Regions from separate parts of the Homo sapiens genome. Here region 1 is linked to region 2. The links are chromatin loops, found by intact Hi-C in ENCODE. Cell type or tissue: dorsolateral prefrontal cortex. All regions are shown on one strand. Links, peaks and the distances in the headings refer to the core of each region. The heading gives the core; the rest is flanking DNA. Region 1 overlaps APCDD1L (APC down-regulated 1 like). Region 2 has its middle 22 kb from the start of MIR298.

Region 1 (16,180 bases), core at 5,463-13,462, 370 kb before region 2:
ATTATACTTCCCAGTTAAACATTCCTAATTTGAAAATCCAAAATTCAAAATGCTTCAGTGAGCATTTCCTTTGACCATTGTGTCACCACTCAAAAAAGGTTGTGGATTTTGGAGCATTTTGGATCTTGAATTTTCATACTGGGGATACTTAACCTGTATCTAAATTTTTAGCATGATACTCTGCCCTGGGCTGTCCCTAAGTCCAAAGATTTTCGGGTTAAACTTTTGGTTTCTTAAATTGGTTAGGGATGGGATCTAGGAGTAGAATTCCTTTTACAGACTTGTAAAACATTTCAAAGATTCCTCCTGTTTTTAGCCCTACTGTTCTGTTGGCCTCTGCCATGCCTAGGGCCACCATTTCCTAAGCCTTAGGGGGATTCATGGCACAAGTGGACTTGCTTCGGAGCTGTGCCCTTTGACCAACCTGCTTTCCACCTTCTGTAATCTCCCATCAGTGATAAATTACCCATCAGCTTTCCAGATTCCAGAATTTTGCTGACATCTCCTGTTGGCTATGTTCTTATTTCCTTTTCTGTTTATTCCTGTGACCTTGTGCCCTTTAATTCTTTCCCATAATTTGTTGGGACTTCAGAAGGAAGTGGAGCTAAAGGCATGTGTCTGCCTGCCCCATCTTGGCTGGAAGTTGGGAAGGCCTTCCTTCCAAGGCACCCAGCATAGCACCTGGCACATGATGGATGCTCAGCAAATGTCTGTGGGTCTTCTTTTTACTAAACAGGCAGTTGATTTCACCAGAAGTAGTGACCACCTAAGTTTTGGTAATTTTTTTTCTCCTGAGGGATTAAAAACAATGCCAAATGCAGGAGTGAGAGTAGTAGGTTATTAATAACCCCTAGGAAATACATACTGTATCACAGGACAAAGACCCATCCTCACTAAGAGTTTGTTTTGTTTTGTTTTGAGACGGAGCCTTGCTCTGTTGCCCAGGCTGGAGTACAGTGGCATGATCTCGCCTCACTGCAACCTCCACCTCCCGGGTTCAAGTGATTCTCCTGCCTCAGCCTCCCGAGTAGCTGGGACTACAGGTGCTTGCCACCACGCCTGGCTAATTTTTTGCATTTTTAGGAGGTGGAGTTTCACCGTGTTAACCAGGATACTCTTGGTCTCCTGACCTCGTGATCTACCCACCTCAGCCTCCCAAAGTGCTGGGATTATAGGCGTCAGCCACCAAACCCGTTTTTTTTTTTTGTTTTTTTTTTTTTTTTGCCATTTCTCTCAAAATACGTTATTGATTCCATTTGAATCACTTACTATTTTGGGTCTTCCCGTAACTGATGTTGGGGCTGGTTGGCTCCAGGAACCATCAGGTTTCAGCCCATTTTATTGATAAAGAAACTGAAGCTGGCAGGGTCGGGGGTGGGGGAGATGGAGGCTCCAAAACTAAGAAAGGAAAGCCTTGGGTACCTGTGTGAGGCTGAGGCTCTCCCAGTCTCCCTGACCTTTGGGGGATGAGAAGCTTGAGATGGAGTCTCAAGGCACCTCTTACCAGGCCCTGTGGCCTCCTATTTGGGGAGAGCAGTGGTCTTCAATGCCTTTCTAGATATATCCTGGCTACTAGAAAACAGATGTCCTCAAGTTCACAGGCCTGGGTTCTGCTCTGCTCATCTGATTAGAAAAAAAGTCAGCAACATCGAAATTCCAGGCCAGTATAGTGTGTGGGTGTCATCTTGCTGCTTGAATTCGGAGTCTCCAATCAGGTCTTGGAACATGTATTCTTTTAACTGGTATTTATTGACCTCCTACTATGTGCCCGGCACCATTCTAACACTGGGGATCCACAGAGAACAAGACAGACAAGGACCCTGCTGGCAAGGAACTCATTCTAGAGGAGAGGGGCTAACAATAGGTGAAAACCAACAAACGGGATTTTTTTCAGATTTCGGCCACTGACAAATGCTGTGATGAAGTCACTGCGCTGTGGTGGGCGCTATCTTTGGGGTGGTCAGGGGTGAGGTGGGCAGAGCCTTCCAGGTGAGGGAGAACTGGAGCCAAGACCTTGAGAGGGACTGGGTTCCATGGGACTGCAGGAGAGCAAGGAGGCCACTGTGGCCGAAATGGAAGGTAGAGGTGTCAGGTGGGCAGGAGGAGGGTCTGTCTGGAAGCTTGGAAGGGTGGTTTTAGGGAATGTCGACAGGTCATTTGTGCTCATGCTGACATCCATTTAAGCGGGGTTGTGTGTGTGAGAAGGAGCAGGCTTTCAGTCTCAGAACCATCAGGAGCGGACTGGAGGCTGCACGCTACTGTTCAAGTCCCCTCTTGAAGTGGGAACAGCTCTTCCCTGCTTGTCTCCGGTCTGCGATGCTAATGGGTATGAATCAGCCCTGACCAGGCCCTGATGCAGTGCTACATTCTGCGTCAGAAAGCTCCAGTCCCTCGTGTCTGAGTCACCTGTGCCCCCAGGAGAGGATGCACAGACCAGGGCCACGTGCTGGTGGGCCTGCGTCACCAAGCCACACACTGCTGTTCAGCCCGGTAGCACCGCTGGGAGATTAAAAGCATGCGCTTAGTGAAAGGCAAAGAGCTTCTTTTGATAACCAGCATCTGTTAGTTAATGGACCTCTGAGAGCTGTATACAATTTCAACTTTTTATTAAAGAAAAAAAGCTCATTTGCTCTCCTGGGAGTTGCACAATGAAATTATCAACTGCATGGGCTTCCCACCCACCCCCCACCTTTCAACGTGACTGAACATGCAATGGAGAACATTAATTTTATCTGGAAATAGGACTCTAGGCTTTCCTCCCCGTCTGTAGATGAGAGCGCTCTCACGTTTTATGTGAAGGGCAGAGACTTAAGGGGCGGGAGCAAAGGGCTGGAAGGAAGGCTTGGTGCCCATGGGCCTCTGGCCCTGTACCAGACAGTCTCAGCCCCTCAGCCTCTGAAATGACCCCTTCCTTTATCAGCCCAGAGTCTTGGAAGCCCTGACCTTCTGCCTGGGAGAAAAGGGATGGTTGCCCTTTCTTCAGCCTTCGTAGCTCCGAGCAGCATCACCTGCCCCCAAACTAACAAGCCCCAGCGAGCAGAGAGCAACTAAGTCCAACTGAGGGGATCCAGGAAGCTGCTGTCCTGCTCAACACACTCCTTCTCATTAGGGATGGCATCCCACGAAGCAACACTAAATTGCCTTCCCCAAATAAAATCAAGGAATCCTATTCCCTCCAAGAGTGAGGAGGACACCCCAAGCCCGTGGGCTGTGATACAGAGGCCCGGATCTCAGGCTCTGGAGCCCAGCCCCTTCTCTCTGTGCCTTAGTGTCCTCGCGCGCAAGACGCAGAGACTCACACACCTCTCACTGACTCAGCTGGGCCTCTCGAGGGTCGCTGAATCTGGTAGATGGAGGTGATCCGTTCACGGGTCTCAGTGTGAGGCTTAACAGGGATAACCAACATTTACTGAGTCACATATTTATTGAAGTTCTTTCTACCATGCACCAGGCACACTGGACCCTTCCGGAAAGATCGCAGGAAGCGAGTCAGAGCCGAGTCTTTTTCGTTGGAGCTTACATTCTAGGCAAATAAGGTCATTTCCGCCAGTGATCAGTTTTCATGACAAAGAACATACAACTGTGATGCAGTGGACTGACAGAAGGACCAGGGAAATGGGGCTGCTCTTTGGGATGCGAATGGTGACATCTTCAGGAGACAACATCTGGTCTGAGACTTGATTGAAAAGAAAGTGCTCAACTTCTGAAGGTCTGGGGGAAGAGAGGCTAGGCGGAAATCAGGGCTTGTGCAAAGGCCCCAAGGCAGCAAGAGCTCCTGTGATCAAGAAACAGAGAGAAGGCCAGTGTGGCCGGGGCATGTGGAGGCGTGGCTGAGCCTTGCAGGCAACAGCGAGCCAGAAGTCGGGCTTTTATTCTGAGTGCAGTGGAAGCCCCTGGGGGGTTTTCAGCAGGACAGGCAGTGGCATGAAAGCAGAACTGAGAGAGCTGGGGTTTACCTCCACTGGTTTTATTCTCTTTCACACATTCTCTGGAAGACACTCCACTTCCTTTCTTTAGAACTGTAATTCCCTTGGTTGACTTTAATAACCAGCAAGAACATTTTTCAGGCTGTTTAATTTTATTAAAAGGTTCAAATTTGATGATAAATGGTGGCATGGTTACTTCAAGCTTCGGATACAAGACCTGCTCAGCCGTGGACATATCATCGACACCCACTGCCATCCCCACCAGGAGCTCCCCCAACCCTGATGTAGTCTGAGACCGTAAATAATGTAATGATTTCTTGTACTTTGGTAAATATGCCAGGAACACTTGTAGCTGTCTGAGAGCTACAGAGAATACTAACTTGGTGGGCTTTTTTTTTTTTTAAGAGGAAGGATGGGTAATAAGTGGAAGCAATTTCAGCAGGCTGACTGAACCCCACACAGTCTCAGGGAGGAAAAGGGCTTCCCTCTGAAACCATCATTAACCTCACAGACAATTGTTCAAAATCTGTGATAAGAGCTAGAGATAGGGATCAGGAGGAGGAAGGAGGGGGTGAGTCATTGGCCCCCAGTCCTGAAAACCCTTGGGCCCACCAGGATGCCAGTTAATTTCACAGTGTACAGATGAGGCCCTGGGAACATGGGCAGAGTCCCTGGGGAGGCACAGCCTGTTCCCACCATGATGACAGTCCCCTCTGAGCAGAGGACACCAATATATTAGGATTATGGCAAGGAGGCTGGGCAAGGCGGAGCTGCCTAGATGTCGCCATGTAGCCTGGTGACCCCGACCTCTCCCTAGGGTGGGCCCAAAGATACACATTCGGAGATTCTCTTCCTTTGTCAGGCAGGCACAGGCAATCTTGGCAACCGAGGATGGCTGGGCAGGGCGAATTGCAGAGCGCGTTAGTGTTACGGCTGTCATTACTATTAACTATGTTCAGAAGGCTGGAAATGCTGCTCCCCTCCAAAGACCTGCCCCCAGCAGCCAGCCTGGTGCACACTGGCATTTGCCTGGGCCAGGAAGGCTTGGAGGCCGCAGGCTGCTCTGGGGAGGCCATGCTTCTCAGCTTAGATGGAGTCCTCTTCATTTTGCATGCTGGCCCGGGAAAACTGGATTTATCCACATGCAGTGTTGGCAGCTTGAGGTCCGACTCGCAGAAGCACAGGCAAATGCAGACGAATGCCAGCAGTCAGGACTCAGGAAAGCTGAGCTGCCCCTGAAGACACAAGCCCTTTGCCCAAAAGCTGAGAAGCACTGAAAGCCCGAAGTGGCATCTTTAATTCATGGCACCACTTAGAGATCGTATTGCTAAATTCGAATTAATAATCTTTAAACAACAACCTACAGACATGGCAGAACTGTAGGCCTCGTCCCTAGGCAGAGCCTCAGGATCTCCTCTTGCTCCCATCTTGGAATCCCAAGGGTCAGGATGGGAAGAACTGGGGGGAACATGGGATGGGGGTGTTCCGTGTGGCCCCCTGACTGCACCTGTTGGCGAGCTGCCAAGGATGAGGAAAGTAGAAAAATTGGGAGTGATCTTTAGAAACTCACGTAGCGATGAACATCACTGCCGCATCCAAGTGCTTGACTGGGGACCCGGGCTGTGGGATGTGGTATAGGCTTTGCAGGGGTTAAGCTCATGTCCTGAGCCACATGGGACACAGGCAGAGTTTGGAAGCAGTGGGGCTGTGCATCCATCCATGACAGAGCAGAGGAGAATGGTTCCTTCCCTACAGCTGCCAGGAGGGAGTCTGAAGGGTTGAATGGGTGTCCAGAGCCGCCATCCTGATGTCAAGTCCAATGTCATAGCCAGTGGAGGAAGGCCAGCCCTAGAACTAGGGGCAGAAGTGGGAAGGGGGCTATGTGAAGACCCCCTGTGCTGGGGTGCTTCTGCAGCGATGGCCTGTGCTGCGGTGGCCTGGAGAAGTCGGGGGCCTCCCCATGACAGAGCACCAGGGGTGCTTGGTAGGAGGTGGGACGTTTCTCTGGGGTATCGGGACTTGAGCCATCGGTGGGCCTTTGTCCGATGAAGAGCAGGCTTTGCCCGAGGGGGTCTTGTTCCATCTTGAAAAGCTCGTACTCCACATGCGGGAGCCGGATGCCCAGCGGTAGGCAGCCGTTGGTGGCTGTGACATCCCGCTCAGTGCCCATGGACCAGGCCCCCGCACCCCCACAGCTGCTTGGCTCAGAGAAGTTGAGCATGGCCGTGGTGACCTGGTCCATGGGGGTCACATGGGCCCGTGTGACCTCAAACACCAGCTCGGTGCCGCCGCGGACCCTGGTGGATGGCGTGCCCCTGGTGTAGCGGCCGGCGGCATACACGGTGAAGGTGGGCTGCCGGCAGGCTGGGTCTGAGAAGTGGTGGTAATACCCTTCCCAGGAGCGGCTGTGCCCGTGGAAAGTGAAGAGCCGGGTGAGGAACAGGACTGCTGGGCGCACCTCGCACCCCGAGCTGACCCACCAGCCGCCCAGGTGCAGGGGCAGGGCCAGAGGGGGCGGCAGCACGGGCGGGTGGTGCACATCGGAGCGGGCAATGAGGCCACAGGCTGGGCACGGCTGCACGTGGTGCTGGCAAAAGACAAACAGAAAAACGGTGGTTGTCCCACATAGAGAAGTTGGGGTGCAGCCTGGAAAGGAACCCCAGCTCTGTAGGGGTGTCAAGGCAGGGTGAGGTGCGGCCTGTCCCTCCCTCCTCTCTCTCCTCACTCCCTGCCTTCAGTCAGGACGACCTCCTTGCTTCAGCCAGGATGGCCTCCTTGATGGAGGTCAGCCCCTGTATCCCCCGGGCCTTGGGTCTCCTGCTGTCTCTTCCACCTGGAATTCCCCGCCAGCTCCTTCTTACCTCTTAGGTCTCAGCTGGGCACCAGAGAGAGCTTTCCCGAATGCCCCATGTAAGGTGGGCCTCAGGGCTGTCACACCACCCTCTTTTATCTTCCTCATTCCACCCCCTGAGACTCTCCTCTCTCTACCCCTCACCCCTCATCAAACTGGAATGCATCGTGCCTTACAGTACTAAAAAGCCCTAGAAAGCCGGGACTGTCTCTGCGGCTACCCCATCCCCACCGCACAGGGCTTGGCTCACAGCAAGCACATATTTGTTGCATGAATAAATGAGAAATGAATGGAAGCATAGGTGGCCTTCGTCTTGGGACCTGAGAGAACTTGTCCTTGCTCATGCCCAGTCTGCTTGGTCCTGGAATTTGACCGTGAAAGTTGATCTTTTTCTAGCTCACTCTTCTAGGTGTTTCAGAAGTGCCAAGAACTATGCTAAGCACTTCCTGGGCAACTGGTACATGTTATAGCTGAGGGAGCTGAGACCCAGAGGGCCGGCTGGGCTGCCCAGGTTGTCCAGCCTGGAAGTGGCAGAGACCAGCTGAAATGCAGCCTGGCTTACACCCGGCTGTCTGAGCTCCCCCTCTCATGTGCTCATAGCAGGTTACATCTTCCCTACAGGTGGAGAATAGAGGATTTTTGTCTTTAGAAATCTCACAGTGGAAGGTGCGCATCATTTGCTCTACCTACCCCATGGAAAGTGGATATGGCAACAAGGATCAAAAGCCATCAAAATATGTCTGAGCCGGGCACAGTGGCTCACACCTGTAATCCCAGCTCTTTGGGAGGCTGAGGTGGGCAGATCACTTGAGGTCAGGAATTCAAGACCAGCCTGGCCAACACGGTGAAAACTCATCTCTACTAGAAATACAAAAATTAGCCTGGTGTGGTGGCACATGCCTGTATTCCCAGCTACTCAGGAGGCTGAGGTAGGAGAATTGCTTGAACCTGGGAGGTGGAAGTTGCAGTGAGCTGAGATCACACCATTGTACTCTGGCCTGGGGGACAGAGCGAGACACCATCTCAAAAAAAAAAAAAAAATTGGCCAGGTGCAGTGCCTCATGCCTGTAATCCCAGCACTTTGAGAGGCCCAGGTGGATAGATCATGAGGTCAGGAGATCAAGACCATCCTGGCCGACATGGTGAAATGCCATCTCTACAAAAAATACAAAAATTAGCCAGGTGTGGTGGTATATGCCTGTGATACTAGCTACTCAGGAGACTGATGTAGGACAATTGCTTGAATCAGGGAGGCAGAGGCTGCAGTGAGCCGAGATTGTGCCACTGCACTCCAGCCTGGGTGACAGAGCAAGACTCCATCTCACAAAAAAAAAAAAAAAAAAAAAAAATTATGTCTTTGGAAGCCCATTGCTTAAGTCTGCGCGAAGGAGATAGTTGAAATCTCGTAAAGAGCTGGGACTCAAAGATGTTCATTGTCGTGTTATTTGTTATAGGGAAAACCGGCCACACTCGGGTCTTCAGGTGCCACCACACCCTCCCTTGTCCCAGGCTATGAGTTGGTTTTCCTCTGTCTTTGCCCTTATTTACAGTTGTCTCTGCCTTACAAACTCTCGTGAGCTGGGTTTACCGTAAAACACGTTAACAGGAAACAGATGCTAAAGCAAATTGTGTGGGAGTAGTCTGCATTTTGGAGTGAAAAAGCTCAGCAGACGCTAAAAAGGAATGAGATACAGATTTCTTCTTTCTTCTTTCTCCTTCTTCTCCTTCTCCTATTTTATTTCTAAAAAAGAAGCTGCCGCCCAGATTGTAGGCCAGAGCGCCGTTCTGGAAGGTAAATGGCCTTGGAACTTGTCAAAGCTGATGTGAGAACAAGCAAACATCTCCTGCTGTGGCCATTCCAGAAGGAAACTTAGAGTTGCAGTCCAGGCAGGACAGCCACAGGAAGGGGGCATTTTGAGGGTCCAGCTGGGAAATTTGTTCCAATATATTTTTTCTTGCAAAAATCCCAAAAGACTTCCACACAGCACTGCTGAGTGAGTTTCATGCCAGACGAGTGGCACTTAGAAGTTCTGGTTTAGAAAGAAAATACTGGATGATTGAGAACAGTTTTTTTTTGGGGGGGGGGGGCGTCACATTTTATAAGCTGTTATTTTTTATTTCTATAATGAACCTTAAGTTTCCTTGATTTATATAATATCGGAGACCATATTGGCTTTGGTTATGGGGATTTGGGCCCAGAGAGCTTGACGGTTCTCTGAAATGCTAGCAAATGGCTGCAAAAATGTTTGTGATGGGAGCAAGCAAGCTTGATAGTTAGCCGGAGTGTTGGTGATTGGGATGCCGGCTGATAAGAGTCGACTCTAATTTTGGCATTTTAACCTACATTCTGAGCTGTCACACTAATATATATTGAGAAGACATAATGCGTTACAGCAACATAATCCCAGAGCTGTCCTTACCCACCACAAAAGACAACCAAAAGATATTCTCTGCAGATAGGACATTTAGGGCTGCTAGTTGGTAATCTGGGGTGAGCAGTTTTCTGCAGAGCAGAAACAAATTGAGAAGCAGCAAAGTTTTAAGGTGAAAGAGGGATGAGAAAAAGCATTTCCTTCTGTGGTGCTTTTGAAGCTGGTGAAACAAGGTTCCCGGCTCCATGGGAAATCTTTCGGGCATCTTTCTGCAGAGGTCTGAAGTCTCATGCGTTAATAAACAAAGCCCCCAGCCAGCAGAATTCACACTTGTACAGAAACCAAACTCTTACTCGTTTAAGCCTGTTACATAAAGTTATTTCTCAAACAGCACAAAACAGTTTCTAATTAACCCCCAGAGGTGACACCAGGCTCAGATAATTTTGGTCCAGTGTTGGCTGATTGATTAGCATTCTATATCCAGGCAATGAATTTGGGGATCAAATTGGTTTTAAATTAACTTCTAAAAATGTTCATGTTTACCATCTGGTTTGGGTCGTGGGCAAGGCGTGGGCCCCAGAGAGCTTAAGGCAACAACTGATTCATTTCTTGGGGATTTCTCTGCAGCAATTCCTTCTTTGAAATTATCTGTCTTTTCTTTCTTTCTTTTTTTTTTTTTCTCCCAAGGAGACGGGCCATTGGTGAGCAGACCTTTAATGTAATGTCTGTACATCTGGCACCGTTCATCACTGCATACATTTCTATGTGTTTTGCTTCTCCATCACATTTCAGGCTGGATTGGTCACCCAGGTTGGCCGGGCAGCAGGGAGGGCAGGGACAGCCATGGCCCCAGAGTCCTGCCTGGGGATGCATGAAATTGCCAGCCCCCACAGCCCCCGGGGATCTGTCCTCTCTGCATTCAGAGCAGTTTCCCCTCCTAATGAGGTGGTGGTGGCCGGTAATCAACTCACCGCTAGCGCCTTCTCTGAACTAAGTAGGATTAACGCCAGACCAGCCTAGAACACTGGTTGCCAAAAAGGGAATAATTTTGAGGTCATAAAAAGAACTCTGAGGCTGATTTTCTGATTATGAGAACTTCGTGTCGTGCTCCTCCTCTGCTATCCAGATCCTCAGTTTGGAGGAGGGGGTGGGGGAAGGGGAGGAAGGCAGGCTTCTGGTCTGTCTCATCCACAGTGCTCCCGCATTGGGGCAATAACAAGTGGGTACTACCAGGGGTTAGAAGTTGCCTCATTGGTTTAGTTCCTTGAGTGTCCAGTACACGGTAGGCAACAAATACATGCTGAATGATGTGAAGGTGGCCTAAGAGCTCCAAGAGGACTTCATGGGGATGCTGAACACATCCATCCATCCACACCCATTCATCCACCCTCCCTCCATCTGCTCGTTTGTGCACTCAAGAAATACGCATTGGGTGCCTTGTACAGAAGTTTTTCACCTCGAATGCTAACCTCAACTTCATTTTCACTAACCTTTCACTAATAAAAGTTAACATTTCTTCTCATTGTAAATGGAGGCAACGAGCCCCAGTAGCGTCAGCAGAACCTCTGACCTTGTATGACACTAACAGCATTGCAGGTACTGGAAACATGGTTTGCAGTCGTCCCTGCTTTGAAATGAGGGCAAATAAAGATTTCACATTTATCGTTTCTCTATATCACAAATTAGCGTTTTAAAACTTGGGTAACTGTTTTAATAGAACTGGTTTTCATTTAAATCCCACGTATTTTCTCTTATGCTTTTTTTAAAAACAGATTTTCTGAGGGGGGTTCCTTAGGCTTCACCAGCCACCAGAGGGGTCTCTGACACTGGGAAGGTCCTAGGTCCACACCCTTGTAGGAGCCAGGCTCTGAGCTATGTGCCAGGAGCCATTATACAGTAAAGTTACGTTTCTTTCTGCCTGTTTGCTCATCTGGCAAAAAAAAAAAAAAAAAAGTGTGCTGGGGGACTGCTAGATCCTCCCCAAATTAGGACGGTATGCGTGCAATGGCTTCTTCTAAAATCTAGGTTAATCAGCTTCAATGAAATTCGTGTTGGAGTCAAGGCGGAACATGCTAAAGAGAGGGTGGTTTCCTTTAGCCTGCAGCCTCCCCACACCCCGGACAGCTTGCTGGAAATGCAGAACCCCGGGCTCCACCCAGACCTGAAGGATCCCTTTCGGCCCTCTCACAAGAAGCCCAGGCCACGTGGCTTCGCCGTCTGGTTTGGGAGTGGGCGAGGGTGGCGCCCCAGTGGCTGTGCGGCTAGGTCAGTGTGAGGCTCGCACTGAGATTTCGAGGGGGTGGCATCTGGGCTGGTGTGCGCGGCCCCAGCGGCGCCCTGGAGGAAAGCTGCCCTCTCCCTAATTCATCCATCCACGTTTATTGGTCCTGATCGTCGGCCTGACCCGTGCTAGGTGCCCGCTGTGGCCCCACCCTTGTGAAGGACCTAGCGCCAGAGGGAGAGGCAATAAACAAGTCACCAACAGAGCTTCAGAGCGGGCTGAGAGCTGGCAAGGGTCACCTGCGGGAAACGGGGAACGGTAGAATGGGGACTGGAGCGGATATTTCAGCCGAGAACTAAGGGAGGGGGACACCCACCAAGCCTCTGTGCCCAGCAGGGGCAGAAATGAGATCCTGCAGTGCCCACGAGGACAGGGGCCGGGGAGGACTAGCGTGGGAAGGCCGACCAGAGGCCCGCCAGCCTTGTAAAGGCTGAAAAAAGATGTCTCCAGCTGCGTGAACAGGGTGCGCAAATGTCCTGAGGCACGCGGACCAGAGTGGGGAGGGGCAGTGATGACAGCCGGGCAGCCAGAGCCCTGGGCAGGCCCAGGTCTTGCAAAGCTGCGGGGCTGGGTTCCGAGCTCGCCTCCCCGAGACCACCACCCCCCTCTCCCACACCCCAACACACACACTCACCAGTGCGCTCTGCAGCGGGCGCTGGTAGCCCGTGGGCCGGTAGTGCCGCCTCTCCGCCGGGTCGGTGTGGATGTCCCCCAGGTACAGCTCCTCCACCAGCCGGGGCGACGCCCGGGGCTGCGGCTGCAGGCGGCGCTGCACGCGGACCAGGCTGAGCTCGTGCATGGTGAGGCCCAGCGCCTCCAGGCAGTCCCCCTGAGCCCGGGCGCTCCGCAGCTCGTACAGCGCCCCAGGCAGCCAGGCCCGGGCCGGAGGCAGCCGCCGCGCGCAGTCCCGGCCGGCGCGGGTCTGGTTGAGGCGCCCGGTGACGTCGACCAGGGCCCGGCGGCTGTGGAAGACGATGCCCACCTTGTGCAGGTGGTAGTCGGCCTCGGTGGCTCCCCGGGTGACCCAGGAGGCCCGGCGCAGGCGGACTTTGCCCTTGACGAGCAGCGAGTGGGCAGGTTCCCCGCAGAAGGGGTCCTCGTAGTAGAACTGGTGGGCTCGAAAGAGCCGGCTGGGGTAGAAGGTGTAGGCGCGGGTCAGGAACTCCGGTCCTGGGCGCACCTCGCAGCTGCAGGGGTGGAAGGAGATGGGCTGGGTGCAGAGGGAACACCGCGCCGCGAGCCCCTCTCCCCTCTGGGCTGGGCTCCTTTCTCCCCCCCAGCCCTCCTCTTAGTCCTCAGCTCAGGCCTGGGCCCCTCCAGCCTCAGTTCCCCTCACTGCTCGCAGTCAGGCACCCTTGGGGCTGGGGCTTTGCACTGGATGCCTCGTGGCCTCGACACAAGCCTTCTAGTTCATTCTCCTTTCCTTCAATCTGAATTGCCCTGCTGGAGGGCCTTTTGCAACCACCTGGGGACCCGCTGGCCTGGGAGCTCCGGGATGCCCTGCCTGCTTCCTCCCCCGCTGGACTCTGGGCACCTGGCCCAGAGCCCGCCCCACTCCCTCCCGCGTCCTTGCTGAGTGAATGGAGGCCCGTCTTGTCTCCCCCTTCTCTAGGCTCACTGCCCTGACCAGGTCTCATCCTTGCCTGTGACAGGGCTTGAAGATATAAACCAGGAGTCGGCAAACTTTTTCTGTAAAGGGCTGAGTAATAAATATTTTTGTTTTGGTGGGCTGGGTGGTTTCTGCTGCAACTACTCAAAGTTGCCATTGTAGAGCTAATGCAGCTATAGATGATACGTGCATGGATGGGCATGGTTGTGTGCCAATAAAACTTTGTTTACAAAAATGGGAAGTGGGCTGGACTTGGCCCCAGACTCCATTTGCTGGTGATACAAACAGATCCAGGGGAAGGGGTTGGACGGAGAAGAAAGAGAAATGACTCCTAGACTCACGGTCAACCTGGGGATGGGGCAGAGGAGGCCTCTGGGACTTCCTACTGAGGGCGCAGGTAGGGTGGACGGTGGATGAAGTCGGGGGAAAAATAGCAGGCACCCTCCTCACGATTTTACTCTAACCAGGTACCCTCTTGTACTGCTATTTTCTTTCTTATTTTTTTGAGACAGAATCTCACTTTGTCACCCAGGCTGGAATGCACTGGTGCAATCTCGGCTCACCGCAACTTCTGCCTCCTGGGTTCAAGCAATTCTCCTGCCTCAGTCTCCCGAGTAGCTGCAATTACAGGCATGTGCCACCATGCCCGGCCAATTTTTGTATTTTTAGTAGAGATGGAGTTTCGTCATGTTGGCCAGGCTGATTTTGAACTCCTGACCTCAATCAATCTGCCCATCTCGGCCTCCCAAAGTGCTGGGATTACAGGCGTGATCCCAGCCCATTTTCTTGATATTTTTTTGTACCAGGGCTGTTGGAGCAGAGGAAACATGTTATCACCCAGCAAGGAAATAATTCCCTTTTCTTTTCTTCCATCTTTTTGATAATGTTGAGGGGAAATTCTCTGGTCAGAGCTAATGTGTCTTTAATGCCAACCTCCCTGTTCTCCCAGAGAGAGCAACTTAGAACTTCGGGTTGGCAACAGATCTACAGAGGATTTATGTTGTTTTGTTTTCATGGAATTTAATTTTACAGTTACCTTTAATTTATGACAAGTGGCTCTGCTCCCCATATCCAGGATAATATTACGTTTTCTTTAAAAATAATCACATTACACTGTCAATGTATGCCAATTATATCTCAATAAAGCTGTAAAAATAAATGAATATATTTTAGTAAATAAAAGCAAGTTGGTTTACAGAAAATGATAAGTAAATACTAGTATAGGTACTTAAAAATAGGGAGGGGTGAGCCACACCCCTGAGGGTCTCAGGCCTGGAGAGGGGAGATTTGCCAGGAGGACACAGCAGGTCACACTGGACCTCTTGATGGTTCCCAGGCTCTGGGGCCTTTCCCACTCTTCTCCCAAGAAGCAGCAAGGTCAGTCTGGAGAGCATGGCAGGGAACTTTCAAGGAAGAAAGTTCTAGAAGAAATTTCTTAAAAGAACTGCTCCAGAATGTTACTGTCTTGGGGCAGAAGCAGCCTACAACCAGCGTCCCCCCTTCCTGTACCCCAGTTCTGTCTGGGTGACCCTGGTGAGTGGATGCCTGGATCTCCCCTGGACTGTGCCGTGGGCGTGGGGGCTGTGTGCAGCCTGGCTGAGCCTGCAAATGCATTCGAAGTGGCCTCGAAGGACTCATGTCCCCTTCCTCCAACGAAAGCGCTAGCAGATGTTTGGCAGTCGGGAGTTTCTGCCTGACCTCAGGAGGTACAGGAAGGACACGGAGAGGCCAGTCCTTGACCCCAGAATGGGACTGGCCTGGAGGGGATGTCGGGGGAAGGAGGAATATGCCAGGTGTGAAGGGGGCCACAGCCTCCCTTTTCCCCGATCCCTGCCCCAGGAGTGGGACTCAGCTGGCTGCTGTAGGGTTTGTGCACCACAGATGAGGAGAGAATGCAAAGTCCATTGGCCGCAAAGCAGCGACTGAGCCTCTGAAATGTCGAGTGAGCCTGTCAGGTTAGACAGAATTAGATGGGTGCACCCAGGCTCTCCCTGGCCTGCCACTTCCCGCCCCAGGGCCCTTCAGCAGCTGCCCCCTCTGCCTGGCTCTTCCCTGGCTCTCTAGATGGCTGATTCCTCTCCTTTTAGCTCTCAGCTGATGTCACCACCTCCAAGAAGCCTCCCCTGATCACTCTCTAAAGAACCCTCCAGGTCACTTGCTATCACATCTTTGGTTTTATTTCCTTCATTGAAGAACTTAGTGCAATCTCAAGTTTATATTATTCATTTGTGTGTTCGCATGTTGAGCGCATGTCCCACTGCTGACCCCTGGCACTTAGCTCGTAATAGGTTTGTATAATAGGTGTTCAAGGTGTTGAATGGATTTTGACCATGGACGTGATGCCCAACAGAGTCCCTGCCTCCCATTGCACTCTGGGAGGGGAGGCAAGCATCTCCAGCAGCTTGGCAGGTAGAAGGCCTCTTGGATAACTATGTGAATTATGCCCATTTCAAAGATTGGATGCCGAGTCCCAGAGGCAGAAGTCTCCCAGTCCAGGGGTCCATGGTCAGGATGACCTGAAGTCTTACCCTGTGGAGATCCAAGGTCCATTAAGGCGTGGAGGCAGGATCGCAGTGCTGGGCACTCTATCTGGCAAGGGCTGCTGGCAGTGGGGTTCCCAGCGCAGGCAGCTGCCCCCGGCCTCCCCAGCCGCCGGTGCAGTGTGGGCTGCAAAGCAGACAGACCTGGGTAAGACCCCAGCATGCCCCGGGAACACCCACCCCATCTGCCCTCCCAACCCCACTGTGGCCACAGAGAGCCAGGCAGGGCTGTCCCGCAACCTCCATCGCAGCCCCGTCCCCAGGGTGCCCCAGTTCTGGAGACAGTGATGGGTTCCCCATATTGAGGATCCTAGAATCAGCCTCCCCGACGCATCTCCTCCTGGGTTCCCAGATGTGATCACCCTAGAATCCAAGCCTCCTAGATGGAGCCTGTCCCAGATTCTGGGGCTGGGAGGCCTCTGAGAATTGTACACGTGGAGCAGACTCTTAGAAGCCCAGACCTTCCACGGGCTCATCAGCCGTGGCTGAGTCCTGCCTGCTGGTGGCTGAAGGACCCACGCTCCTGGACAAAGGGCACTCTGGACTCAGGACCCAAGGTGCTGGGGACAGTGGGGCCCTAGCCTATCCCTAGAGCAGACCA
Region 2 (16,180 bases), core at 2,935-10,934:
TGATAATATTTCCCAACTTAATTTATAAATTGAACGCCATTCCAGTCAAAATATCACCAAGGTCATTTATAAAACTTGATAAAAATGGTTCTTAAATTCATATAGAAAAATAAATGGACAAAACATCAGAGAATGCTGAGATACTGTGCAGTGAGAAGGCATTTGCCCCAGCAGATCTTAAACTACAGTCTAAAATCATCATTATTAAGGCTGTAGGGCAGTCACGCTAAGATACTGGGAAAATGTCGCAATTTCACTAACTGAGCAGGAATGAAACCACTAGCAATTAAAACTACAGAACCCACAGAAGGCCACAACACTCCGAGGACAGAGAGATGTCTTGCAAAACTCTCTTATCTCAGTTGTGGACAGGAAGCTTTTGTTTTTGTTTTTCTAACTAACTGAGCAAGGTCAAAAATTTACGAAGTGACAAGATGAAGATTTCCTGACAGCATAAAACAAGCCTCTCCTTAAGTATTTTCCAAGGTTCATCTCAATCCCCACACAGCACCTCATTCCTAGAATGCTTATGGTCAAAAATCACACTTTGGAAGTTAATTAAATTCCCGTTGTCCTCTAATTGTGAGTGTGAGTGTGTGACACAGGCTGGCGGCTACAACTCCTGTCCCAGAGGCTCTTTTGCCAGGGACCCTGCACCATCTCCACCAGGTGCCCAGGCACTCAGGAGGCACTGCTGGACTTCTTGCTGGGCCATTGGCTCCCTAAATACACAGATTATTGCTTAAAGGCGAGGATCTCCTCCACTTAAGTCAAATCTCACATGCCTCAATGCCTTTTCTTTTTATATGTGGCTCCTCACATGCCTGAAACCAAATCTGCCATTTGGAAAACCGGAAAGTCTTCTCTTGCTCCTCTTCCCTCCCTCCTCAGTGAAGAGCAGGGAGAGAAGTGACGGCTGCTTCCTGAGGGAACTTCTAGACCAGTAAAGGGAAGGACTCCCAATTTATGATGACTTTTAGCCGAAACAATGGATGGGGAAGCGGGGGTCCAGAAGTAATCACCAGCCTCCAGTGCATTCTCATTTCTGACGTTGAGAGGCCCTTCTTTCATTCTCCTGGCTCCATGATATTTTATCATGCACAATGTATGTCACTCATGGGCCCTATTAGGAATCCTATCATCCTAGCAGTGGAGGTGACCTTGTAGACCAACCCATCCAACACCTCAGGGTTCTCATACACAAGGAAAGAAGAAGTGGAAAGAAAACCCTGATGTGGAAACCAAGTATCCACCACAAGGAAGCCAAGGATGCACCCGGCTAGGGCACTGATCTGATTATCAACTCGTCCAGATCAACCCCACACACACCTGACTGAGACCTAAGGGGTCCACACATCCTAACACCAGCACGAGGCAGGACCTCATCTTCACTGGACTGTCTTTTAGAAAAATGAAGCCAAGCGAAAATAACAAACAAATACCTTAGAATTCTCTTTAACGCAAAGCAATGCTACAGTGAATGACGCCGATTTCTCCCCAGTTATCAGGATGGACTGATTACAGTGCCCAGATTCATTTGCCTGAAGATAATTGCCTCAATTATCCACTTCACTTTGCACATATAGAAATAGTCCCAATCTACTGGAGCCTCAGTGACTAGACATGTAAAATTGGTCTAATCATATTTTGAAGAGCTCGAGCTGCAAGGATTTCTATGAGCGTGTGCCTAAACCGTGACAACACTAAGGGTTTCTCCCCTCCGGGCTCGAGGCGCGCTCGCTCTCTCCCTCCCAGAAGTCTGATGGGGTGAGTCAGATCCTCAGCAGATAAGATGAAAACAACTTTGAGGCTCTCTGTCAGGGCTAGGGGCTAGAGGAAAGATAGGATGTCCAGGACAGCTGGACAAAAGACAAAGCTATGAGCCGAGAGCTTTCCTGACGGTTGAGTGGTCCTTTGCAATCAGCAGTGTTTTCACCCACAGCTCACTGGCTGGCATGGCTGCTGGTGGGCAGGGCAGAGGTGGACATCTGGGGCCAGAACCCCGTAGACTGGGGGTGTCCTGGGACAATGATGTCTCAACTGGCTGCAGGAAAGAACCAGACAAGCTCAGTGTAGGTCCGGCTGGGCAGACAGCCGGAACTCAAGATGAAGCAAGGCAGGGTGTCAGAGTCCAGGGTCTGAACCGGAGAATACAGAATGCCAAGCTCCAGGGCCACGGGAGAGAAATGAGACACCACGTCCAAGAGGGCCTGTACCCCTCTTGGGTACTGATGCTTTGCCTGAGCAAGGGGGCTTCTAGATGCTTCCCGTTGGATCCAGAGTCTAGAAATTGCTCCTCCTGTGGCAGAGGGAGAGAGAGGGAGATAGGCACTTATCAGTAGGAGAAGCTCAACAGAGCACGAAGTGAAGAGAAAGTAAGGGAGCTCCTGGGAAGACAGCTCCGAGCAATCTCTACGCACAGAACGAAGGCTCCTTTCTGATCCTACGCCCTTTAAAAACGAATGGCACAAATACAGTATTGTAATCCCAAAAATGGCCTGGACAGAAACCAGCCATGTCAAAAAGGTGATTATTTCCCTCTATTGTTTGCTTTTAGCTCTAGATGGCATTCCCCCAAATCTCAAAATCAGGAGCTCGAGGTTTTCACCATTTCTACTGGTGAGAGCCAATTGATATCAGCGCAGTCTGAATAGCAGCAAAATAGCACCCTAGAGAGCTGAGCCAAATGCTTCTGCATTGTACCTGGTCCTCTCTGGGGAACAGGCGGGAGGGGCCAATACCAAATTCTCGGTGGGGTTGAGCCTTACTGGCTGATTGCCACAGTGAGGGGTAGCGAGTGCTGCAAACTCCCTGAATTCATTTCTGTCCAAAGGAAAGTTGGAAAAGCTCTTCATCTCCAAAAATAGTCCTTTCCAATGATTATCCAAAAAATATCTTCAAGAGTGATTATACCCGCTCACCAGGCAGGGCAGAACCAATCCATTATCTTGAGTTTCATCTTAGAAAATGCATTGAGGTCTGTGGGACCTCTGACAATAGCCTGCAAGCCTTCTGAGAACCCATGATTCATCTGTCTCCCCCAGGGCCACTGGCACATGGCTTTGCACACGGTAGACACATGGTTAGAAACAAGTGGATTGAAAGCAATTCTCATGGGCTTTTAAAAATCAAAAGAAAATCTCAGAGTCAGACTAGGTAAAGACTCATCTCTTTCTGAAAATCACAAGATGAACTGTACCTCTGATTCTAACCAGTTACTCAACTTCCCTCCCTGTCTATCTGGGCTGGAATGTATTACTCTACACCTGTCAGCAATCTGGTTTTAATATTTGGGGGCACTTCACATCAATGTGTGTGATGTTGGATGGCAGGAATTGCTCATCCTCAATTACTTCGATCTCCCCACAGTGCCCGGAATAGTGTCTTGATCATAGAAGTGGCTCAATTTATGATTGCTAAATAGCCAATTTCATTTGTAATTTCCGAGACAGCTCCAGGAGAGGAGGCAAAGAGAACCAATGTAATTAACAGATGGACTTGACTCATTTCTTTGCTTCAACAAGTGATGAGTTGTGGAGCAAAGAGCCTCCACGCCCTGCCTTGGTGAGGAAAGCTCCACAGGCCGCTGGGTCCATTGCACACATCTGTTTGCCCTGTCTTAAAACTGCCACCCCAACACTCCTTCCTGTCACTGAGCCACTTGCACTTTCAATGCTTCCAAAATAGTAAAAAGTGGGGGCGGGGGGGAGGATCGTGTCCATCAGTAGAGCCCCCAAACCCTTCTCCCACAGCCTACAGAGGCCTTCAATGGAATCAGAGGCTAACCTGATAAGACTGCGGTGGGCACCGAGTTCCAACCCCACTTGCTCACGCACACCACGAAAAACATCTCCAGTGTGTGGTTACCTGTCCTTTGACTTCACATTGCTTCTGACAAAGCGCCAACTTTCTGACAGCCCACTCCATGTCAGATTCTTCTTTGGGTTGCGCTGAAGGCTTTCTGCTACAACTACCACCGATAGGTTCTAATTTTGCCCTCTAGAGCCATATATAATAAATCTTAAGGCCTCTTCCACATGAAAATCCTTTAAGGAGCTAGAGACAATATTCTTCACAATTTATCCGAATCAGAAGCTTACTGTATGATACTGTAGTGAGCTGGGAACTGCGCTTTCCTGTCCAACTGGTTTAGGAGCCTCCCTCCAGCAGAGACCCGCAAGTGATATATGCCCATACTTTATTTACCAGCAGACAGAGAGAGCCCCTTGTTCCTCAGCCCGGTAACAACAGAGGTGGTTCATCACCCACTTGCTCCTTTTTGAAATTCACTCTGCAGCGAGCACTTTTTAAAGTCACGCACGTAATGCATTTTAAAGAGCATCTGCTGTACGGCTCCATTTGCTCGACCTCGGCACTAAGTGTGAGATGGAATGGCATCTCAGTGCAGTCCCCCACTCCTTCCTCCCAGAGCCTGTGGTGAATGTACACTGAGATGTATTTATAACTACACAGGACTGGGGCTCAAAAATGCAGTCTTTTGTTAAATGTGTGTTTGCTGATTAAAATGCATCTTGCAAAGAAAGCGCATTGCTAATGCAGAATCTAGTCCAAATATATGTATTATGTAATGCACATTTTTTAATAATGCAGGCAATCTCGGTGTATCTATATTAGTGAATCAGCTCTGGGCTGCCATCTCCTTTATAGGCATAAAAGCACTCCATCTGAAGAATGAAGTACTTTCTTATGTACACTAAAGAATCATAATCTACCTCGTTGCTGACAGCTGACATTAGTTTCCATTCAAAGGGCATTTACTAGCACCCATATATTCCTGATTTTTCCCCCAACGTGCCCTGAAATCAGCTTGAATAATATATTTCTGTTCCATATGCTGTCGATGGAGCTGTGCTAATTAGAAGAAATAAAGTGGGTGGGTCAGTGTAGGCAGACTCTCTGGAAACGTGCCCCATTAGTTGGGACTCAGAAGCGGAGATGAGGATTTGAAATATACAGCTCTAAATGCCCCTGCCCAGTGTCCCATGATAATATCCACACAGTGACTACAGCCACGCAGGCACCTGTGATAATAAAACCCTTGCTGTTCCACAGGAAAAGTGGTAGAGCAGGGCACAACTGGAACATAGACATTTGTCCTTTTGTGGGGTTTGACAAGTCAATCCTACTTTATCAGACTAACCTCCCAGGTTCAAGCAATTCTTGTGGCTCAGCCACCCGAGTAGCTGGAACTACAAGCGTGCGTCAACACGCCTGGCTAATTTTTGTATTTTTAGTAGAGACAGGATTTCACCATGTTGGTCAGGCTGGTCTTGAACTCCTGGCCTCAAGTGACCCACCCGCCTCGGCCTCCCAAAGTGCTGGGATCATAGGTGAGAGCCACCATGCCCAGCCCAATCACTATTTTAATGCTACAAACTAACACAGAGTGCAAGATACAAGCTAGACACAGCCAAGATGCAGAAAGGAAAACCTCAACACATCCAAAGCAGTTGCTGGTCTCTCACTGGGGTATGAACTCTGCACTTAGTGGTTTTAATACGGGTGTGGTGTTGAAGGTGTGAGGTTAAGTTCCATCATGGTGAGAATGGCTGTGGGTACCTGACTGACTCTTCAGACACCAGGCAGAAGTACCAGTACCAGGAGGGCCTGGTGGGCCACCCAGTGGTAGAGCCTCTTTTTTTAAGATTCCCCATACTGACTCAAGAAGGAGAAAAGGACCACAACCCATGACATGTGTCCTAAGTGAAACAACCTTCTTGATACTCCCAGGGATTTTAGGATGATGGCTTTGCTCTGAGTTGTTTCGCCTTTGGACTTGTCACTATGGCCAAAAAGGCACCCCATAATCATCATGGAGGGCCAGACTGAAGACACGCACACCTCAAAAGCAGCAGCCAGGTTAGCTCCCACTGTAGGGATCTCCTCCTGTAGGCCATCATTTGATTTTCTAGGGCCAAGAAAGAGCGGCACTATTTACTCCAAATCTTCAGCCTTGCAGAGTACAACAACACGATCTAGTGGTGTCTGACCGCCCCCTAGCCCTGATCCAATCATTTTCTCATGTGGAATTCAAGCTAGATTAAACAATGTTGGTGGGTACAGAGGGATTCTGACTGATTCAATCTCCTGATTCACAGCAAATTAATCCAAAATATCCTTTCCTTAATACAATACTTTTGTTGTTGTTGTTCACTACTCTACCTTCAGCACCTAAAACACAGCTTGGCACATGCAAGGCACCCAATGAGTATTGCTGAGTTACCTTTGTTAAAAACCTATCTAGGAGCCGGGCGCGGTGGCTCACGCCTGTAATCCCAGCACTTTGGGAGGCCGAGGCGGGCGGATCACTTGAGGTCAGGAGTTTGAAACCAGCCTGGCCAATATGGCGAAACCCCTCTCTACTAAAACTACAAAAATTAGCCGAGCGTAGTGGTGCACGCCTGTAATCCCAGCTACTCAGGAGGCTTAGGTAGGAGAATCTCTTGAAGCCAGGAGGCAGAGGTTGCAGTGACCCAAGATCACATCAGTGCACTCCAGCTTGGGTGACAGAGCAAGATTCTGTCTCAAAAAAAAAAAAAAAAAAAAAAAAACCTACCTAGGAAATGGCTGTAAGGGGCCTCCAGTGAGGATTCCGTGTCACCCTGAACTGCCCCGCAGGAGAGAAGTGGTTGTGTGAACTGAGAGCGCAGGAAAGACTTCCCTTTACCCATGCTCTCAGCTCCAGTCCACTTCCAGCACCACCTTCTCAGCTCAATCGAGCTCAGGGCAGTCCTCAGATGGGCTTGCAGACTTGCAAACTACTACCTCAACCGTGGGGGCCCTTGTTGAAGAAGATGAGGTAATTAGCCAATTCAGACTGTTTGAGCACGTATTGTTTGGAAACTTTTCTAATTACAGTCACTATAACAGATCTGCTAAAGGTAGTTTCATGATTAATGGCTGCCCGAAGTTACCATCCTCAAACTATTAAGCCATTGGAAAATGCTAGAGGCTTAATACTCGTGTATAGACAGACCCTCATTCCCCTGAATATTTGCTATTTGGGGTTCTGGGTTTTTAGCTGCTCCCAGGCTGTGTTTATTTCCCCAATAACTGGGGAAACTGGGGAGGGGCACGACCCCACGGGAGCCTGCGCCCACCTGCCCAAGTACTGGACCTGGGGCTAGCTTGCCGCTTGCTCCTTGCCACCCGCCAGGCCCCCCGCCCATCGCTTCGCCCAAATCCTTTCAAACAAGGTTCCCTCCTGCCACCTGCCGGCCCACTAGGGTCTGCGCCACAGGCTCGGCGCCACCACGCAGCTCGCGGGGAGGTGGCCCCCACCTCCTTACTGCACATGCCCGGCAGAAGTCCGGGCGCGCAACTTCGCAGAACCTCACTGCCCGTCCCTCCTCGCCTCAGTCTCCTCTGTCCTCTCCCAGGCAAGAGGACCGGCGGAGGCACCTCTCTCGAGTCTTAGGCTGCGGAATCTAAGACTCAGCGAGAGGAGCCCGGGAGGAGACAGAACTTTCCCCTTTTTTCCCATCCCTTCTTCTTGCTCAGAGAGGCAAGCAAGGCGCGGAGCTTTAGAAAGTTCTTAAGTGGTCAGGAAGGTAGGTGCTTCCCTTTTTCTCCTCACAAGGAGGTGAGGCTGGGACCTCCGGGCCAGCTTCTCACCTCATAGGGTGTACCTTTCCCGGCTCCAGCAGCCAATGTGCTTCGGAGCCACTCTCTGCAGAGCCAGAGGGCAGGCCGGCTTCTCGGTGTGTGCCTAAGAGGATGGATCGGAGGTCCCGGGCTCAGCAGTGGCGCCGAGCTCGCCATAATTACAACGACCTGTGCCCGCCCATAGGCCGCCGGGCAGCCACCGCGCTCCTCTGGCTCTCCTGCTCCATCGCGCTCCTCCGCGCCCTTGCCACCTCCAACGCCCGTGCCCAGCAGCGCGCGGCTGCCCAACAGCGCCGGAGCTTCCTTAACGCCCACCACCGCTCCGGCGCCCAGGTATTCCCTGAGTCCCCCGAATCGGAATCTGACCACGAGCACGAGGAGGCAGACCTTGAGCTGTCCCTCCCCGAGTGCCTAGAGTACGAGGAAGAGTTCGACTACGAGACCGAGAGCGAGACCGAGTCCGAAATCGAGTCCGAGACCGACTTCGAGACCGAGCCTGAGACCGCCCCCACCACTGAGCCCGAGACCGAGCCTGAAGACGATCGCGGCCCGGTGGTGCCCAAGCACTCCACCTTCGGCCAGTCCCTCACCCAGCGTCTGCACGCTCTCAAGTTGCGAAGCCCCGACGCCTCCCCAAGTCGCGCGCCGCCCAGCACTCAGGAGCCCCAGAGCCCCAGGGAAGGGGAGGAGCTCAAGCCCGAGGACAAAGATCCAAGGGACCCCGAAGAGTCGAAGGAGCCCAAGGAGGAGAAGCAGCGGCGTCGCTGCAAGCCAAAGAAGCCCACCCGCCGTGACGCGTCCCCGGAGTCCCCTTCCAAAAAGGGACCCATCCCCATCCGGCGTCACTAATGGAGGACGCCGTCCAGATTCTCCTTGTTTTCATGGATTCAGGTTAGTTGCCCACCGCTAAACTGGGGAGCCTGAGGGCGGTGTGGGAGCAGCGCAGGTGGAAAGGAGGTGAGAAGGAAAGGCAGGTCAGGGGCGAGTGGGAAGAGAGGAGGCTCAGCTGGTCAGCCTGGGATCGGGGGTCAGGGTGAGGCGGCGAGGGCTCCCCCAAACTTCCCAGGATGCCAGGGGCGCCCTGGTGGCCAAAGGCTTGTTGGACGGCGGGGCGCACGCCGTGCGTCCCGCTGGAGACAACCTGAGGTCTCCGAGCTGGTGCCCCGGCTACGCGACTGAATCCCGAACGCACCCCAGATTTGGAGCTGCACACCCAAACGGCATTGGTAAGTCACTTGTTTTGCGCGCTTTTCTTCCTCCTAGAAAGACTAGTCTCAAATAAGTTGGCCTTCTCAGGTGTCCAAAATGTGGTTCGGAGGTGCGCGCGCCAACTTTCACGATGTGAGAGCAGCCGCGCTGTAGAGACACCGTTGAAATGTGCGGAAAGTAATCTGAATGGGAATGGGCGAGAACTCTAGAGACTGACCACCCGGGAGGGAAGTCACGCGCGCGCGGCGCCTAAGCAGCTCAGAGCCGGAGCCCAGGTCCCAGAGCTGACAATTAAGCCGCGGGACCTCCGCGCCAGTGCCTCCAGCTGCCGTGCGCCAGCCTTGGCCGCCACAGCCCGCCTCCCGTCGCTCGCGGGACAGAGACCGCCTCAAAGAGCGTGCGCACCTGCCCGCGCGCGCCGGAGCTGACCTCTCCCGGCGGCGGGCGGTTAGGGGAAAGTACCTGGGGGAAAGGTAGAGGAGGTAAGGGGACCCTTGGGGATGCCCCTACGGGCTACCAGGGTTGAACGCACAGGCATGGTCACGTCGGGGTATTGCCAAGCTTTTGGCGCAGCTGGTCGGGTGGCCAGGCTGCATGCGGCTTAGCAGGAGACGTCCTGGGCTGTTTGCGCAGGACCTCTGGAGGCCCTCGAGATCGTCGCAAGTGGAAAGGTAAAGCGGAACAAGGGACAGGCTGGAGACGGGGGTCGCGTCTAACATCAGGATAACTTACAATTCGTTTCCAAAGAGCGCGGTACGCGCAGAGCTGGGGAAAGGTGTTGGATCCGGCGCCAGTCCTTGGACGATCAGTCGTCGAAAAGGAGGCAGGGGCCGGCGGCTCCGGCAGCCTTGGGGAGGGGAGGCGAGGCGGCGTGCTCCGGCCATTTTCAGCACGGGTAGAGTTAAGTTTAATCTGTAACCTGGAGGGGAATCTGCTCTGATGACCCAGCACAAAAACGGCAGCAATCTGGTAACGCACCTTCGGAAGGGAAGGCGTGCTCTCCTCGCCAGTCCTGGGGGGAAAGACTGATAAGTGAAATGTCTTTAAAAAATCTCATCCGACTTGGAAATTGATTTTTTTTTTCCTGGTGTGCGTGTCTCATTTTGCGCCGGCTTAATTATACGGATGACAACGATTTGGAGGAATAGTAAAGCGTTTTGAGGGCTTGAGATGAATGACGGTCAGGTTCTTAACTCCTAAGAAAAGGATGATGATAGAAGGAAAATACCTTAAATGGTCTTCCTTCCAGGACCTATTCCGTAGGAAAGGCGTCGCGGCGCCCAAGACTTAGTTCTGCCGGGCTGCAGCGCAGACTGTGGTTGGATGCTTTTGTGGTCTTCCCTAGTAAATACGGAGAAACTAGTTTATTTGCAAGTGGTTTTCTGCGACAGCAATGTTAGTCTCAGAAGTTTGGAGGCTGCGGAAGGGCTAGGCGTGCCCCGCTTTTGGCTTGCCCCTAAGTCGAAATTCCTGCTTAATGTAAACAATGATGGTGTGTTGGCTTTCTGTGACATTAAGTGTTCAGTTTTTCCTCTGGTAATGTCTCAGCCTGAGTTCACCAAGCAAAATGTCTCTAGGGACAAGCAAGAAAAACTAGGGATTGTGTTGAATTTCTTTGGTGTGCCTTTCAAGTGTGGGAGCTATCTTCAGACTGGGTATTCCGGGAGACCCGTTTTCCCACAGAGAATTATTCATTAGAGAAATGAGCATGTTGCCTTGTTGCAGGATGAATAAACAAGTTTTTTAAAAGCCCTCCGTGTCGAGCCCACACCTCACACCCATCTTGCTGTTTTTTAAACAGAAGCCCAACATAGGGATGTTTCCTGAACTGTAAGCAATGTACCATGTTCACATGTAGCGAGGAGGGGCAATCTAGGAACACACACTGTCTTTCAGACAGTCTTCCACAAACTGCCTCGCCATCTGCATTACAGCCCAATTGTAAAAACCTGTTACCTACCGGCACACACTCTCCCCCGCTCAATTCCCCTCCCCCGCTCAATTCTCCTCCCCCGCTCAATTCCCCTCCCCCAGCTTCCCTCTTTACACCCTGATTCAAGGGTGGAAAAGCCAGTGCAGACCATATGAAGCAACTGAGAGCTATACCAACCCCCGAGGAAAGCACCTATGGCCCTCCCTGAGAAGACAGGATTTTGCTATATAGACTTCGCAAACCTTCTCTCTGCCTGAGAGACTGGTACTCAGCTCCTTCCTTTTCCAGAGCCATTTTTAGCAACTTCCCCAAGCATTCCCAACTCACTAGTCTCCCAGCTGGCCCTTTGCCCCACCCTGCTCAACTGGGGTTAGCATCTGAATAGGCCCACTTGCCCCTTTTACATAGGTGAGGTCTGCGGGGTGAGGATAGGCTCCCAAGAAAAAGCAGATCTTATGGTGAACCACATAGGTGAATTACCAGCCACTTTTAATATTTCAAATGGAGGGTGAGGGAGGAGGAGGAGCAGGAGAATAAAGCTAGCTAAACATGATGATATGCCCCCAATATTGAAGTTGTTTCCTTTAGTACATTAATCATTTGCTTAATGGAAATTTGCTTTTGTGGGGGAGGGGAGGGCGACCCAAAGGTGCTCTTGTAACTGAACTTATCTGAGCTGGGAATTTATGTTGCAATGTTCCAATATTGTGTGGGGTCAACCTGATGTAGGTTTAAAGTTTTGCAAACAAAACTCTTTTATGTTCATCAGAATTCAAGAATTAGAAATGTTACAGTTTGGGATTGTTTTGAGATGTTTCTTTAATGCACTGCAAGCCTTTCTCACCCTGGAGTTGCTTACAGCCTTTAACTCTTCAGCCTTCATTTTCTGCAGCTGTGTGGAAGGTTAAGGAGGAAGAAAGCTGAAACTTCAGTGTTGGTAAGAATGAGGTTTTTTGGTTTTTTAATAATCTACATGGATTTACCTCAATTATCAGTTATTATTATACTGCTCTTCAAGAAGAGGGAAGCTTTTGAGAGGAAACTGAGCAGAAACCATGGTGTGAGTAAAGCATGTCTCCTAACTGCTTACCTGGAAGGTGACCTATCACAAAAACCAAATCACTAAAATAAAATTAAGCTTCCAGGCCAGTGATGTCATGTGCTGGCTCAACTGCTGCTCTTCTCTAAAAAATCACCCAGCAGAGGGATGAGATGCTCAAATGACATCTTTAATCCCCATGTTCAAGAATGAGAGATGGAATTTCTTGTTCTGTTGTGGGGTTTTGACACTAATGACTCTATTTCCTATAACTTGATGTCCCAAACTGGAGCAGTGGGATCTAAGACGAAAGGCCCAGGGCTAGCAGCCCAGGTTGCTTCTAGCCATGGTCAAGTGGCCTTAGGTCAGACCCAACACCCCTCTGCCTCAGTTTCTTCTAAAATGAGATCGCTGAATGAGATGATCCTATTTATCCCTTTCAGCTCCAAATGTCTAGATTGATTAGCTTAAGAAGCCTGGGGTTGTCCAATTTGACTCTACACTAGTGATTTAACCCTAATGGAACTCCCAAAAAACATCGAAAGTTGCTCAAATAAAAAGCACCAGCTAGGTATCGCGCCATTGCACTCCAGCCCGGCCTACAGTGTGAGACTCCATCTCAAAAAAAAAACAAAACAAAACAACAACAACAACAAAAAACCCCGAAAAACAAAAAAAGCACCAGCTAGGAAGAAATCTGTTTTGTGTTGGCTTCATGTAAATTTTGTCAAATCTGCTTTACAGTTGGTTGCAAAATGGTCTCAAAAGGCAGTTTAGAGAATGCAGAATTCCACTGTGTCCTTTCCCTAAACTGGAAACACTTAGCCATCCTGAGAGTCGTATTTAGTGTGTGTTTTACGTGTGTGTGTGTGTTCCCCACCTTCTGTCCCTGACCTTGGTGTCTAAGAACAAGCTTTTCAGAGCAGGAGCAGGCAGCAAGGTTGCAAGTACTGACCTAGTACTGCAGCTTGGAGAGGCTAACCACTGTGGGGGACGGCAGACTGATGGGAACATTGGTTGAGTGACCACAAGTGCTGTTGAAAGTTTTTTGGTAACAGTTTTAAGTGTTTTGGTTAAGCTAGACCTGAAAAAAATGGTATAGAAGCTACAGCTATTTGAGATAAACCAGTTTTCTCAACCTTTGTTTTTTTCATGATCACTCCCCTCTTCGCTTCTTCAGACATATGCTTCTTACTTGCCCCTCCCCATGACATTTTAATACCATGGACATACAGCTAGACCCCACTGTCTGTTTATGCACTGCAGGACCTTGTCACAGCTAAGACTTGTTTGCGCACCGCATCCCCCAAAACCAGTTTTGCCTCCATCATACATGCATGGGATAAACAAAGCAAGCATTTCAAAAACAAAAAAATCTGGTTCTGTCAAATTAAGTGATGTAGCACCCATTTTTGTTTTATAATTTCTTTCTTACATATCAAAAGGCCATATGTGGGGGGTGGGGGGCATAAATTTTTTACTGGTATTTGTTTTCTTTCCCTTGTTTAAAAATCTCATGAGTTTTTTCAAACGCCTCCAATAGCTATGCTGGTCCAAGCACTAGTGGCCATTAATTCACAGGGCAGAGAAGCCAGAATAAACAGCCTAGTGACTTAGTTCTCCCAAGGCCAAGAGCCTGCAATGCGGGGCCACCATTACCTGTTGACAGTGCTCAGCCAGCAGAGGCAGGACTCTGCCTGCAACTATTCCCGGGTAGAAATGGGGAGGCTGCCTTCCCAGCTCCCACTGGGCATAGCCTGTGTGTTTATTTTTTGTGTTTATTTTAGGGTAAGTATGTTACAAATTAGCAGGGCACATGGCTATGAGAAAGGCCAACATAAACCCAGGCAGCAGGGACAGAGGGTAAGTGGTGACAGTAAAGTGGGGAGAGATTTAAGGAAGACAAAAGGAAAAGAAGAATTTGAGGGATCACAGAAAAAAAGGAAGATGTGGGTAGATAAGAGAACCCCTGGGAAGGAGCAGAAAAGAAGATTTAGAAATGGGGAAGGGGGTCACAAAGCCAGGAAATTTGGCGGTTATAAAGAAAGTCGTTTGAAGGAATAAAGAGAGTCTTGAAGAGAGAAAGGTTGAGGGCAGCTTCAAGTATCTGGTGGCTAAGGGGGTTAGAACCAGGTGCATCAAGGGACAGACTTCAGCTCAACATTAGGAAGGGCATTTTTAAAAGCCAAATATGGCATTGGAGGGCTACCAATGAGGCTCACAGATTCGACACCATTAACATCACTGTCCCCCTGAGAGTTTCGTACAGACCTGGTCCAAAAATTCCAATTTCATAGGTGTGGAGTTTTCATACAAGTACTTCAATTGCTACACTCAAAGAGAAAGATTTAACACCTAGAAATCTAGCTGTCTAGCTCCAAGGCTAAAGCTTTGGGTTTTGGTTCACAGCAAGGTTGGTCTTCAAGGTCCCCACTCTCAAACTTGAGGGGTCCAAGGGGCACAGGCCAAAGACCGGCAGCCAGCAGAAGACCACGTTTCTTCTCCCCTCAACCCCATGTGAGAGCTGGTTTCTGAGTGTCCTGGCTTATGTCGCTGTCTTAATTAGATTTCATTAGGAAAATTTGCCCTGGGTAATTGAGGTTGTTCTAGAAGGTGAAATATACCATTCCCCTTAAACAATGATGCCCAGAAGCCCCCAGGGTGGCTGGAATTCCCACTATGAATTGCAGAAATTTTAAGCAGAGCTTCCACTAAAGCCAAATTTACCTTCCGAGATTCCCTCTTTCCCCTCCAACCCCCACTTTTGCCTCTCTCTTAGTTGCTTTCCCATGGTGCTGTTCATCTTTTCTGGAATGGCCTCTCCTCCCCTGAAATTCTTTGCTGCATCATCAGCTAGTCTGGAGAAGGAATCCACAAATGTCTGGACCCACTGTTCAAGCACAGGTGGTCAGAGGACAGTGGCATGCCTTGGCTGAAACAGAATTTGGGGCACCTTTTGAGAAGGTTGCTGAGCTACAGCTAATTAGCTGAGTGAAGGGGTCTGAACTCACGATGGGGGCTTTTTAATCTGAGCATATCAAGTATTTTCATAAAGACTTTTTCCACTACCTCTAATATCAGCCTTGCATCTGCCTCTAACCTGGTATCTTGCCTCATCCATTTGAGGCTTTTTTCCTTTAGCTGGCATTTGCTTCAAACAGCCTGGCCACGCAGACCCCTCTGCAGATAGCAGTATGCTGCTGCCTCCACCGGCCAAGGCGGGCAGAGGAGAGTCTGAAGGGAAAAGGATGGCAGCAGCAAGTCTTGATTGAAAAGTAATTAATTGTACAGCTTCAAAGTCTATTACTACTCACTCAGCACTCAGAAAACATTTGTCACTGGGAGGCTGAGAAGCTTCATAGTTGCCTAAATTCTTTTCTACCTTCTCTTTCTGCTTTTACTTTTTCCTCAATTGAAAGAAACCCACTGACAACCAATGACATGAATGGGCTGCAGAGAAGGCACTTCTGCAAACTTCACCACCCACCTCCTCCCTGCAAAGCCGCAGACCAAAAGGAAAATGACTACCAAAAAAATACTGTTTTTCGTGGTTTCTGTTCCCTTCCCTTTCACCCACCTCCCTTCCCTCTCTCTACTTTGCCTTCTCTTTGTTGGCTACAGGGATAAACCCAGAAAGCTGACAGGTAGCTACCTAAACTTGAGATATGCCTTATGCTTTTGGTAATGAGTAAGAATCCCAGAATGTAAGTAGAAACACAATTACTCGTTGAATACATATGCCATGAAAGCATCAATAGAGAGGTGAGACTGTTTGGGAGGCCCAGGGCATCACGTGCGGCTTCCAAGGAACGGGGCTGTAATGGTGCTGTTCAGAGAGTCAATGGTAAAGAAATACACACATTCTTTCTATTGGGGGTTCCATATTTTCAAAACGCCACTGTTTGCCACCTGTGGCACCTGGGCCATTTGGCTTTCCTCAGACATGCAGAGTTTAATGGAAGCATGAGAAATTCTTCCCATGCCTTTCTTAGTACATCAAGTGCAGACGCTATTATTTTTAAGTAGCCAAGTATACACAATTTTCAAGTAAACCATCCCTGGGTTTCGACAGCCAATCCTGTCCTCCCCTACTTGACACATCATCTCACTGCAGCCCTACACTCCAGCACACAGCCCCTCATGACAGGGGTCAAGACCCTGGCACACAGCGTCTATCCATCCCAACTCGGCCTTTTTTTTCAGGCACCAGCCTCTCCTGACTTCCTCTTCCTTAGCTGCATAAACACATTAATAGACTTTCCTTCCTCAGTCCTATCACATATTTATCTTTTCCCATGATGGCAATCCATCCAGCACTGGAAAGCTATGTTTAAGGTACTTTGCTATTATACAATTATAATGGCAGATCCTAA

The links. A loop is a pair of places that touch in the nucleus more often than their neighbours do. Peaks named below come from ENCODE experiments on the same cell type or tissue, not always from the same donor. Only the 100,000 strongest peaks of a DNase experiment are listed, where the experiment ranks them.
Region 1: it touches region 2 in a loop (2.6-fold over the local background); 3 of 110 quality-filtered maps call a loop at or near these places.

What each region holds. Positions count from the first base shown.
Region 1 is chr20:58,455,042-58,471,221 of GRCh38, forward strand. APCDD1L (APC down-regulated 1 like) reads right to left here. Exons shown (of 4, transcript NM_153360.3): 2 at 15,568-15,706; 3 at 12,065-12,617; 4 at 4,060-6,513. The coding sequence ends at 5,749. Among named protein-coding and RNA genes, the nearest start is that of APCDD1L-DT, 52 kb to the right of the region's middle. RefSeq lists enhancers at 3,614-3,753, 3,884-3,993 and a silencer at 5,780-5,968. In dorsolateral prefrontal cortex, for the core only: no CTCF peak of the experiment used is centred there; no DNase peak of the experiment used is centred there.
Region 2 is chr20:58,832,370-58,848,549 of GRCh38, forward strand. It overlaps GNAS-AS1 and a transcript of GNAS not described here. Among named protein-coding and RNA genes, the nearest start is that of MIR298, 22 kb to the left of the region's middle. In dorsolateral prefrontal cortex, for the core only: a CTCF peak has its summit at 7,254 (motif pointing left); a DNase peak (open chromatin) is centred at 7,265; H3K4me3 peaks cover 1,088 bases; H3K27me3 peaks cover 6,050 bases.